Regions from separate parts of the Homo sapiens genome. Here region 2 is linked to region 1. A link is an interaction called in ENCODE POLR2A ChIA-PET data of the cell type or tissue named here. Cell type or tissue: A673. All regions are shown on one strand. Each heading gives the region's core, and the rest is flanking DNA. Links, peaks and the distances in the headings are about the cores only.

The links. Peaks named below come from ENCODE experiments on the same cell type or tissue, not always from the same donor. Only the 100,000 strongest peaks of a DNase experiment are listed, where the experiment ranks them.
Region 2: POLR2A ChIA-PET joins it to region 1 with 7 read pairs; 2 of 35 experiments call an interaction of 5 or more read pairs at or near these places.

Annotation. Positions count from the first base shown.
Region 1 is chr1:194,212,350-194,218,350 of GRCh38, forward strand. All of the region lies in intron 8 of LOC124904475 (a long non-coding RNA gene), which reads left to right. The region is part of intron 2 of LOC107985242 (a long non-coding RNA gene); the gene reads right to left. Among named protein-coding and RNA genes, the nearest start is that of LINC01031, 910 kb to the left of the region's middle. In A673, for the core only: no CTCF peak of the experiment used is centred there; no DNase peak of the experiment used is centred there.
Region 2 is chr1:194,074,261-194,080,261 of GRCh38, forward strand. All of the region lies in intron 5 of LOC124904475 (a long non-coding RNA gene), which reads left to right. Among named protein-coding and RNA genes, the nearest start is that of LINC01031, 770 kb to the left of the region's middle. RefSeq lists a silencer at 2,486-2,686. In A673, for the core only: no CTCF peak of the experiment used is centred there; a DNase peak (open chromatin) is centred at 2,581.

The DNA of each region.
Region 1 (6,001 bases), core at 510-5,509:
AAAAAAACCTGCCACTTGATATACTTTGGTATATCGCATCAAAAAACAATATCTAAAATTATATAAAAAGACTATTAAAATACTATGAGTTTCTTTATATACTTCAAACACAGCAAAATGATAAATGTGGAAGCAGATACAAAAAGTCAGCTGTCTTCTATTAAGCTGGATGTTAAAGATACTTCCAAAAATGTAACTTAATGCCAATCTTCTCACTATTTCTTTGGAAAATACAGTTTTTTAAATGAAATATATCTTATATTAATACATAGCAGGCTTATTATTGTTTTAGATAAATTAAGACATACATATTTTTTAAATTTTCTCAGTTCAAATTACCAATGTGGTAAATATATATATATATATATATATATATATATATTTCATATAAACAATATTTCTTAGTCTCAATAATTTTCAAATGTGTAAAGGATATTAAAATCAATAAGTTCAAGAAACACTAACTTAAGACAAAAACAACATGGGATAGAGTTATCATTGTTTCCCTTCTACTCATAAGGAAATTATCAGATAAGTGAAGGAATTTGTCTAGTGTCTTTCATCTAGAATGAGCTAGAGCTTGGATTTTAACCAAGACTTTGATTTAGAAAATAGTTTTAGCATGTACTAAAAAATTAAATATATAAAGAGAAAGAAAAATAGATTTAAAAAGTAATGGTATATTAAAATCTGATAGGGAGAAGGGGAATAATAATATCAAATTATTAGACTATTTTTTGAGTGAAAGGCGCTTTCAGCAAAGATCTATACTTTTTCATCCCAGCCTATTCTTCAGTAATTTCTGGAAGATTTTATTTTTATTGTTTTGGTTCTAATATTGATTTTGGAATTATTTTTCACTTTATTATATGTTATTTCTAGGTTTCTCTGTCAAAGTTTCATTGAGAGAAGTTAACACAGGATAATTTGCTTGAAGCTACTGATGGCTTCAGGAAATTTAAAGGGCCTTTTTCTTTACTGATGTTCTGTTATTTATTTTCTTCCATCAATTTCTCTTTCCTTTAAGCATTATTCTTTCATCTGGCACATTAAGTGCTCTTAGTTTTCTGAGGGCTTGCTATAGCAATTATCTGGAAAACTTCAAATTCCTTCTCTAAGCTTCACTTTTCAACGTTATTTCTTTTCCTGATGACTTTAAATCTTGTTCTATTGTCTCAATATCCTTTCTTAGCTTGGGTATTAATAACTTGTCATTAATAATTTGTTACGGAAAACTGATAAAATGATTTCTGCCTCCTTCTAATACATGTATTTTGATACAAATTTTAGGTAATTTACATTTCTGAAATGAATGTGATTTTTGGATATCATTATAATTACCATAAATCTTGCCATTTACTAGTAGATTCTAGCATTCATTATGCTTATTTTTTGGTAAAATTTTTATTAAATTTAAAATCTATCTTTTTAAAAATGTGTGATGAATTCTTAATGAATGCCAGACAGTGATCAAACATTGAAGAGACAATAGTAAAAGCAGCAGACTTTGATAGAGCTTACATTCAAATAATCATAGACAAAAACAATTAAATTAATTTAAAAAATTAAATAAATACTATTATTGTAGCTAGTCATAATTATAATATCATCAGAAAAGTAAAACAGAAAAAGTCATGTGGCTAAATGACAGTAAGCTATTCTTTTGTAGACAGGGCAAAAAAGGTCTTTCTGGGAAATTTTAAGTGAAAAGTAAACAGGGTGAAGGAGCCAGTTGAAGGGGAGAAAATCATCCTAATCAGAGATCACAGTGCACAGGTCTATTTGCAAAACTAACTTGGATGCTCAAAGGCAAAAGGAAACTAATCTTGCCAGATTACAATTGCTAGAGTCAGGGGATAAATTCAATAGACATATAACAGCTAGATCATATAGAGGCTGACCAAAATAAGAAATGTGGACTGTACTCTAAGTGCAACAGGAAGCCATGAGAGAGTTTAGAGAAAAAGTGACATGATTTAATTTGAAGCTATAAGGATTGCTCAAGCTTCTTTGTGGATAATAGACTGTAAAAAGGGAAGGGGAAAATCAGGAAGATCATTTAGGAGTGTAAACCAAAAGTATCTGAGATAGGTCTTGATCAATTTAGAAAGTTTATTTTGCCATGGTTGAGGACATGCCCATGACACAGCCTCAGGAGGTCCTAATGACACGTGCCCAAGTTTGATGGGGCACAGCTTGGTATTATACAGTTTAAGGAGACTTGAGACATCAATCAATACATGTAAAATGTACATTGATTCGGTCTGGAAAGGTGGCACAACTCAAAGAAGGGGCTTCCAGGCCATAGGTAGATTCGAAGATTTTCTGATTGGCAATTGATTGAGTTATTATGAATAAAAAGGAATGTCTGGATTATGATAAGGGATTGTGCAGACCAAGTTTTTATCACGCAGATGAAACCTCCAGGTAGCAGGCTCCAGAGAAAATCGATTACATTTACAATTGTAAATGTTTCTTATCAGATTTAAAGAGTCTGTTGTAATTCCAAAAGTGAGGAGGGTATAATGACGCATGTCTGGCTCCCCCTTCCCATCATGGCCTGAACCAGTTTTTCAGGTTAACTTTGGAATGCCCTTGTTGAGAGGAGTCTTCAGATGGTGAGAGGGCCTAGGATTTTATTTTTGGTTTGCAGAGGGATAAGTTCACTCCAGAGAAGATCTGCTGTTAGCTTGAATTAGGTTAGAAATAAAGAGAGCATAGTAGTGGAAATCAGGATATATTTTGCTCAAAGAAGCTTGTTGAGAATTGATTCAGACTGACAACATAGGGTTTTGGCCCTATGTATCTAGAGGAATGGTAATGCCATTAAATGGGATGGGAGAACTGGAGTTGCAGGCATTGAAAGCAGTGTTTGTTGTTTAATCTAATCTATTAAGGCAGATATGACTATAGCAAGTACATTCAGAATTTACCCATATAATCAATTTAAAATGAAGAAAAAGCAGTACAGTTCCAAGTATGCTCATGTGAGCCTCTGCTAATTTTTATGGTATGTTGACATAACTTGCAATTTATGATAAATTATTTCACTTCTTTAAGATTTTGTTTTTGGTTAATTTTCAGTTAAATACTCAACTATCAGAATATGTTTTTTTATGATGATTACATTTCAATTCTCACCCTCTAATGAAATTAACTTATTTCCCTTAAGAAAGATTAGACCATTTAGAATTTACAATTCATTCAATGACACATTTCTTGCAATATTAAGCTTAAGCTTCAAGATATATTTGATTCCTCAGTGAGCGGGTGTGACCATTTTAAATGTACTTATCACTTGAAAACATTCCACATTTTCTTTTTATTTTTAATATAGTTACCATGGTAACCATAGCTGTTTCTTGATATTTTGCCTCAAAAAAACAGCCATGTCATTTTAGACAGACATGGTGGGGAACAGCATTTCTAAATCTCTCTACATCTTTTTCTCTTTATTATGATGATGATATAATGTAATGATAATTTTAAAATTCTGACTATATAATGTCAACTTTTCTTGCTCCTGGGTTTGTGGTATGTCTTTGTTCTATTTGCTTCATGTTGCTATAATGTAAATATTAAATAACTACCTGATTTTATCACTTAAGCAATAGTCATTCTATTAGAGTTGCGTGGTGTGAAAATTGACTACCAGTGTGAGCTAGAACCTTGGATCAAACTACATAATGAGTAGTTATATAAATTATTTGCAAAGCCTGTAACAATGGTGACAATTGTTGCTAAAATGCTCTGAATATTTAAGAGTTGAACTGTGTAATGTGCTGTATATACAAGTCTAAACTTTTAAACTTTAAAATTTGTGTCCTGTTGCAAGATTTCCATTTTATCTGAATAATTTTCTATTTAAGCTAATTTTAGCTAAGTTTTAAATCCTTTTTTAACAGAAAACCTGTTACAGAAGACACCTGCTATTTGATTATTCAATATGTCTCTTACCTTTTAAGACTGAAACTTGATTTTCTTTAGAGTGGCATTATCCCAGCTTCTTTAGGACAGAAAGATTGCTAAGCTATAAGAGGCTGAGTTGTCAGTACTTCTAGGAAATATTCATAAAAGATCTTAACCCAACTCTGAGGTACACCTTTCTGCTATTTTCCTCTTCATCTTACATATGTTCTATGTCAATGGCCTCATGCCTCAGCAGGAACATTGGGCCATGTGGTCCTTTGAGCATAGAAACCTTGGGCTAAAGATGGCCAGAAATAAAGAAAACAGACTGAGCTCCTTATGTAACTCTGGAGCCCACATGGCAGCTCTGTACTATCTACCTCTGGATTTGATGGGATATATATATTATATGTATAATATAAGCCTTTGTGGATTAAGTCATAAAGATTTCTTTTATTAGGTTGACACAAAAGTAATTGCGATTTTTGTCATTACTTGTAACATATGTTGGCAAATATAAATTGTGTACCTTGTATAATAAATCCAGTTGTTTAGTGTATATGATTTTTTATATTCAGCATCTGGTGTTAATGTTAATAATTCTCTGTGAGGCTAGCTTTATTTTTGTTCTATATGAGCTACCTTGAATATTTTCATTAAACCCTAACAGCTCTATGAAGCATATTATTATCTCAATTGTGGAGATGAAAAGAACAAAGCAATAGAGTGGTTAAGGATTTTTTTCCAGGTCATACGTCTTCTGGAATACTGAGTTGTCATTTGAATCCACCTAGCTTGACTAGCGGCCACATTCTCAGCAAATGGTTTTACCTAATGCTGTTATGGATTAAATGTGTTCCCTAAATTGTATGTGTTGGAAATGTAATCCCCAAATTTACATGTTGATTGGAAACGAGGCCTTTGGGAGGTAATTATTATTAGATAAGGACATCAGGGTGAGGTGCCCATGGTAGGACTGATGGCTTTATAAGAAAAGAAAGAGAGACATTGGATGACATACATGTTCTTGCTCTCTTGCCATCTGATATCTTCTGCCGTTTAGTGATACACCAAATAATAGCCTCTTGATCTTGAACTTCTCAGCCTCCCAAACTATAAGAAAAGAAATTATTTTCCTTATAAATTATCCAGTCTGTGGTATTCTGCTGTGGCAAAGAAAATGGACTAAGATGTATGCCTTCTAGACAGTTTTAGATTTGATTGAAATTCAGCCCCAAAATGAAGTTTTTAAAAGAGTATTTTCTTGCTAAAGAGAACTAGCTAAAAATTAAATTAATAAGATCACAATGATATGTAATGTTACTTAACAGCCTATTATTTTATTAACTAGTTCCACAAACATTTTTTTATTGTTTAAAGTATAGTGATTCAAGAAAAGAAGCTGGTGAAAGAAAAATAAAAGAAAGTTTCTTCTCTTAATAGACTTACCATTAATTGTCTACAGATCAAAATAGCAAAGCAAAATTCGGTCACAAGAAGATTAAAACTAAAGAAAAATAATCATAACATTTTAAATCAAGAAATAAAATTTTAGAAACTCCTCTGACCATCTATGAGATTTAGCAAAATGGGTCCTATGGTGTCAGAAATATTAACATTTCTTGAGTGAACACAGTCTACTGGAAGATAGGCTAAGTTCAGTATAGAAGTTATTAATTCAAACAACATTACGCCTAGGTGCAATGCTGTCTTCATTTATAGATGGAGACATTGAGAACTAACGGGATACTTCTTGTATTCAAATGCAGATTCCATAAGACTAGAAATACTCTCTTGTTTCATGCTATATTGCTTATCCTAAAATAGTATTTGTCACATAGTAAATATTCAATATCATCAGCTGTAAATAAAATCACATACCTGCGAAGAGATGGAGTTGCCTGAATAACTCTGGCTTGTCTAACTCTAAATGCAAGGTTTTTTTTTTGTTGTTTTTTTTTTTTTTAATGGAGACGGAGTCTAGCACTGTCGCCCAGGCTGGAGTGCAGTGACGCGATCTCAGCTCACTGCAAGCTCCGCCCCCCGGGTTCACGCCATTCTCCTGCCTCAGCCTCTCAAGCAGTTGGGATTA
Region 2 (6,001 bases), core at 675-5,674, 140 kb before region 1:
AGAGATGCTATAATACGAAGTCACAAACATCAATTTCTCTCAGTGGTTATATTATTATAAATTAGTAATATGACACTGTACCTGAACTAGATTTATTTTTATTGACTTGTTTTCTTGTTCCGTGGGTAACATGGACAAATATATGATGCAAAGCACCAAATTGGCTGCAGCACATTCTCTCCTGTTATCTGTTTTACCAGACAGGCTCAACCACAGTTTATACCACCTATTGGAATTATCACAAAAAAAAACTAAGCAGTTTATTTTTCTTAAGGCAAAGTGTTGATTATGAGAATCATCAGCATATACAGCCTAGTAAGGAGTACCCATCATTGTTCGTCATGGATGGACAGACTGCGGTTGGTCATATATAAATCTTAGAAGTGGGTTTGGCAAGTTTAGATCAGTGTCTCAAAGAAATCCAGACCTGGCCCTGTAAAATTAAACTATGAGCAGAGTTTCTCTGGCAGTCAGCCACAGGACTGCTTTTTTAAAAATTTTTTATCTTCTACACACACATGCACACATGAGAGAGAAAGAGAGAGAGAGAGAGAGAGAGAGAGAGAGAAGAGTGCATTTTACTTAAGGATTCATGAAAATATTCTTGATTGATCTTTAGGATAGTTGTACTCTGAATCTGGCCTTAAAAATAGTTCCTACATCTACTTTAATTCTGATAAAACTTTTACTTTTCCCAAGGCTAGTTTTAGGGGAAAATCACTATGTTGTGGAAACTGCAAAAATTGCTTCTTTTAATGCCCAAGTTCGTGATAAAAATAAATGTCCTCTTGAATGGAGTCTGCAGCTTTATTTGCAGGTTATATTTTGGAGACATTTTATGCTTCTGTACTGGTTAAGTTCTATAGAACCAGAGGAGTTGTATAGAGTGAAGATGCTTAGATTTCTCTCTCTTAAGAATTTGGAAGCCGCTGACAGAAGGCAAGAATTTTGTCTTATGTAGCTGTCTGCATCTCGATGAAAGATACATCTTACCTTCTTTCACAAAGTGAGAAATTGTAGATTTTTCAAGAGAATGGCATAAAAACTACCATAGCTATCTAATTTTAAAATTGTCAATTTAGTCCTGTTTTCATAAATCACAATTTGACCTTTTTAGTTTATAAACACATAGCAAATTACATGAAATAAGAAAATAAAATTGTTTCATTTGTTATCTAACTTTTCTTAGATTAGGAGGAAGAAACAGGATTATGGAGACCTGAATAAAGTCTACTTATTCTTAGATTAAATCTTAATTTTCTGTGTGAATCTGGGCAGTCACAGATTCTCTCTATAGACATTCTTTCTCCCTCCTTGAAAGTTTAAGCCAAATACTCAGTAAGAAATTTCATTCAAATAAAGCAGCAGGTGGAAGATTTGGAGCATAGTTAAAAGTAGTATAAGGAGATATAATTTATTATATTTTCAAAATGATAGTTTCTAATCTGCAATTCATTTCTAGTCTTTTTTTTTTTTTTTTTTTTTTTTTTTTTTTTTTTACAATTGTCTATACTTGAGCCTTTTGGAAAACTGATCTATATCCTTTTAAAGGGTTGATGATTTCTACCTGAATGTGTGATATTTGAAAGACCACTAAATTTAATGTGTTTTAACATCACCTTCCAAAAACAGTTACGTTACTTTGTCCTGTTAAGTTTTTAATGTCTATATTTAATAATAATATCCCGAATGTCAACATGAGGTTTCTAGAGCAGAGCAAGTTACTATTTACTTAGAGCACATTATAACTGCACCAACTTACTCCCCTTTACCCAAATTCTTATTCTGGAGTGGTGATACTGACATAGGAGGAGGGACTCGACTCTGGAGGTGGGGCTCAGACACTGAAACAAATTGAGGACTAACTAAAACAGGGTGAGGGCAGAAGCAACTTTCTATAAGAAATACCCTCCAGTGTGCCACAACAGCTTACCATTGCCACGGCAACACCCAGGAGTTATGACCCCTTTTCATGACAATCACCTGACAACACAAAAGTTACTACCCCTTCCCTAGAAATTTCTGCATAAACCACCCATTAATCTGCATGTAATTAAAAGCAGGTATAAATATGACTGCAAAACTGCCCTGAGCTGAAACTCTCTGCCTATGGGGTAGCCCTGCTCTGCTGGAGCAGTCACAGAGCTGTAACCCTGCCAGAGCTGTAACACTGTCTCTTCAACAAAGCTGTTTTCTTCTACTTCCAGCTTGCCCTTGAATTCTTTCCTGGGTAAAGCCAGGAACCCTTATGGGCTAAGCCCCACTTTGGAGCTTGCCTGCCCTACATTAGTATGTTGAGAACCAGATGTGATCCCCGACACAGTGGGGTCTGTTCAAGGTGAGGAGCCAACAGAATAAAAGTGGGCAGAAATGAGAGGCAGCTGTGCCTCCTTCTCACCCATATTTTTTCTGAGAGAGAGATACATGGAGACATAATGAGAAGGATTTTGGTTCTTCACTCAGAAAAGTGAATAAACTTCTTCAGTAGGAGAAAATGACTAGTGTCTTTAGCTTTACAGTCCAACAATTGTCTTCACGGTCCCAGGACTTATCTTCCTTGAAATGTAAACATAGTCCCCCAGGGGGTAAATCTCTCTGTAGTGCTCACTATCCAGTCATAAGTTCCAGGCTTATGTTTTTTTTTTGTTTTTTTTTTTTTTTTTTTTGGCACAGGTCCCAAGTTTCAGTAAAACTTCCTTAGAAATCTCTAACAATTCAGAAACATAAAAAATAGTTTTCTCTACAGCATTGCATCTTCTAGGTGTTCATTTTTTGTATCTGTTTGTCTAGCATATTTTGGAAGAGTTTTTAAAGCTCTTTTCACTCATATAGCAGTATGACAGATCAGACATCATAGTGGACATGGCTATCAAATGTGTTGAATAATTGCATAATTAGCTAAAATCAAGGGGTTGAACAATAATGCTCATAGGGTATTGGTTGATGGCAAGAGACCATCAAGTGTCAGCACTTGGTCCTAGCTACTTCAGCATTTTCATCACTGAATTAAGCAAACGGTTTTTGTCTGCATAATCATCTTGAGAGTGACTGGTTTGAAAAGTGGCAGAAGAAGAACGGCCTGAGCTATCATTTCAGACCACAGTCCCAGCCTGAGAGATCATTTTGAATAATAGTGTGGACATTTACTTTTAAGAACTATCTACTATCATCACATATCATGGGTAAGAAAAGGAGACAAATTAAATGCTGTGAGAAATTAACATTTGTTCTATTGGCATGTTTTCCACAGTGAGGCCAATGACTGACCAGAATGTAAGTTCCGTAAGGATGGAACTATTCCCTTTTAAATGATTTATTCTCATTGCCCACCAAGAATACTTTGTGCGTAGTAGGCTACTAATAAATATATATTACATGAACGAGTAAATAAATAAACAGTAAAAGAAGAAACTCAGGCAAAGTGACAAAGACTCTAGTATTGTTTGAAGGATGCTGGTGCTTTGACATTACTATTTTTATTATTGTTTGTATTTAACAGTTTTGACTTTTCTTATTACAATTGTTTCCTTCTTTTTTTATATATATATATTCTCAATATCCTTTTAATCTCTATATTGCTCCTCCTCTTACTTTAATGAATTACAATTACTGAACTCAATTCTTAAAATATGATGTACCCAGTAATGAGATTGCTGGGTCAAATGGTATTTCTGGTTCTAGTTCCTTGAGGAATCACCATACTGTCTTCCACAATGGCTGAACTAATTTGCACTCCCACTAACAGTGTAAAAGTGTTCCTATTTCTCCACATCCCCTCTAGCTTACCCAAAAGAATATAAATCATTCTACTATAAAGACACATGGACACGTATGTTTATTGCAGCACTGTTCACAATAGCAAAGATTTTGGAGCCAACCCAAATGCCCATCAATGATAGACTGGATGAAGAAAATGTGGCACATATACACCATGCAATACTATGCAGTCTTAAAAAGGATGAGTTCATGTCCTTTGCAGGGGCATGGATGAAGCTGGAAACCATCATTCTCAGCAAACTAACACAGGAACAGAAAACCAAACATCACATGTTCTCAGTCATAAGTGGGAGTTGAAGAAGAAGAGCACACAGACACCGGGAGGGGAATATCACACACCAGGGCCTGTCGAGGGGTGGGGGGGCTAGGGGAGGGTTAGAATTAGGAGAAATACCTAATGTAGATGAAGGGTTGATGGGCGCAGCAAACCACCATGGCATGTGTATACCTATGTAACAAACCTGCATGTTCTGCACATGTATCCCAGAACTTAATGTATATATATCAGGCTAATTGTAACTACAAAAAAAAAAAAAAATGATGTAGTCAAAGGCTTGGTTTTTGGCACTCTTCTCTCTCTTTACCTTTTCCCTGTATTATGTCATCCTAATCCCTGGGTTTATTTGTTTATTTTTTTTGTAAAATATTTTATTTTATTATTTATATTCTAATATTTTTACTTATATACATTTATTGGGTACATGTGTCTTTTTGTTACATGCATAGAAGGCAGAATGGTGAAGTCTGGCTTTACCCACCCACATATTTTAAAAACTGTATCCACATACTTTAAAAACTCTAGCCTTAGCATTGACATTCTTGCAAGTTGGTCCTTAGTCCTTTGTACTCAGACTGTGAAATGCTGAATTTACCATCTTTCTTGCCCAGTATACTCCTTGTCTTATATTTCTTCTTTTGTGACTGTAACCAATCTCTACCTCACCGCACAGGCCCAAAACAATTTCACTTCCATATTCTTCTTTCTCTTAGAGTCTATTTTTCAAAATCACTCATCCCCTACTTTCCATTGCCCCAGCACTTTTTTATTTCAGATCCATATAATTGAACTATTTTGTCTAGTTTTTCCTACCTTTCTTCTCCACACTTCTGCTAAAGGGATCCTTCTAAAACCCAAGTATAATGACACATATCTAATTAAAGTTTGAATTATTAAATTTAATTAATAAACTTAGCTTTCAAGATATTACTCAGATCTTCATACTCTGAACTACATCTTCTTTGAAGTCCTCAGATGTTACTCTCCTTACACATTCTTTGTGTCTGTCAGTAATTCATGTATTCAATTATTAGGTAATCAAACATTCTTTTTTCTCATTAAGCAACATTTAAATGAGAACCTAGTATGATCCAGTGAATTTAGCCGGGAGATGGGGTTACAGCATGGAACAAAACAATCAGTCTGTTTCTTCAAGGAGTTTGCAATTTATTGAGGAAGATTATAGATAAATAAGACAAATAATTAGAAATGTAATAAGGGACATAAAGAAGAATTATAGAGTACCTATAATAGGAGTCCTTGATAAAGTCTATGAAGTAAGGCATACTTTCCCTGTAGAAATAAAGTGTATTCTAAGCCATTAGTAACTAGGAAAAGTGAACTAGGTATGGAGGGGAAACATCATTCTAAGATCTCTCTCACATCTAAGAGATGGTGAGAAGAGTGTGAGGCAGGAAGAAATTATGGTGCTTCCACAGAGGGGAGAAAAGGGAAAAGTGGCAACTGGCCATCCATGTCATACTCTACTGTATCTCCCTTTCCTCATTTTTTTGTGTGTACTTCATCTTTCGATACTTATTCAAAATGCCACCACCTCCTCTACAGCCACTGACTTTGATTTTTACCTCCTTCGTTTGTGCTCTTAAATCACCTGTTAAGACTTCTCATAAAATGTATCTTGCATTTGCTGGAATGAACTACCTGTGTTCTTGAGTTTCAGCACAGAGCTTGGCACATCACATAGTGGAAGTTAACAAATCTTTGTTGGGTGAAAGAATGAGTGAATGAAAACTGAGTAGAAGATTAAGATGTAGTAAATGTGGGCACTGTGGACAATTACATACAGTTCTGTGATTATAAAAATGTGTCTGTTTTTCATACATTTTGAAGTGAGTGACAAAATATGGTACAAAAATTAATTGATATTAGAATTGGACCTGCCTATATTTTAAACAGTGTATCTGTCTCTCAGTCTCCCTGTCAGGT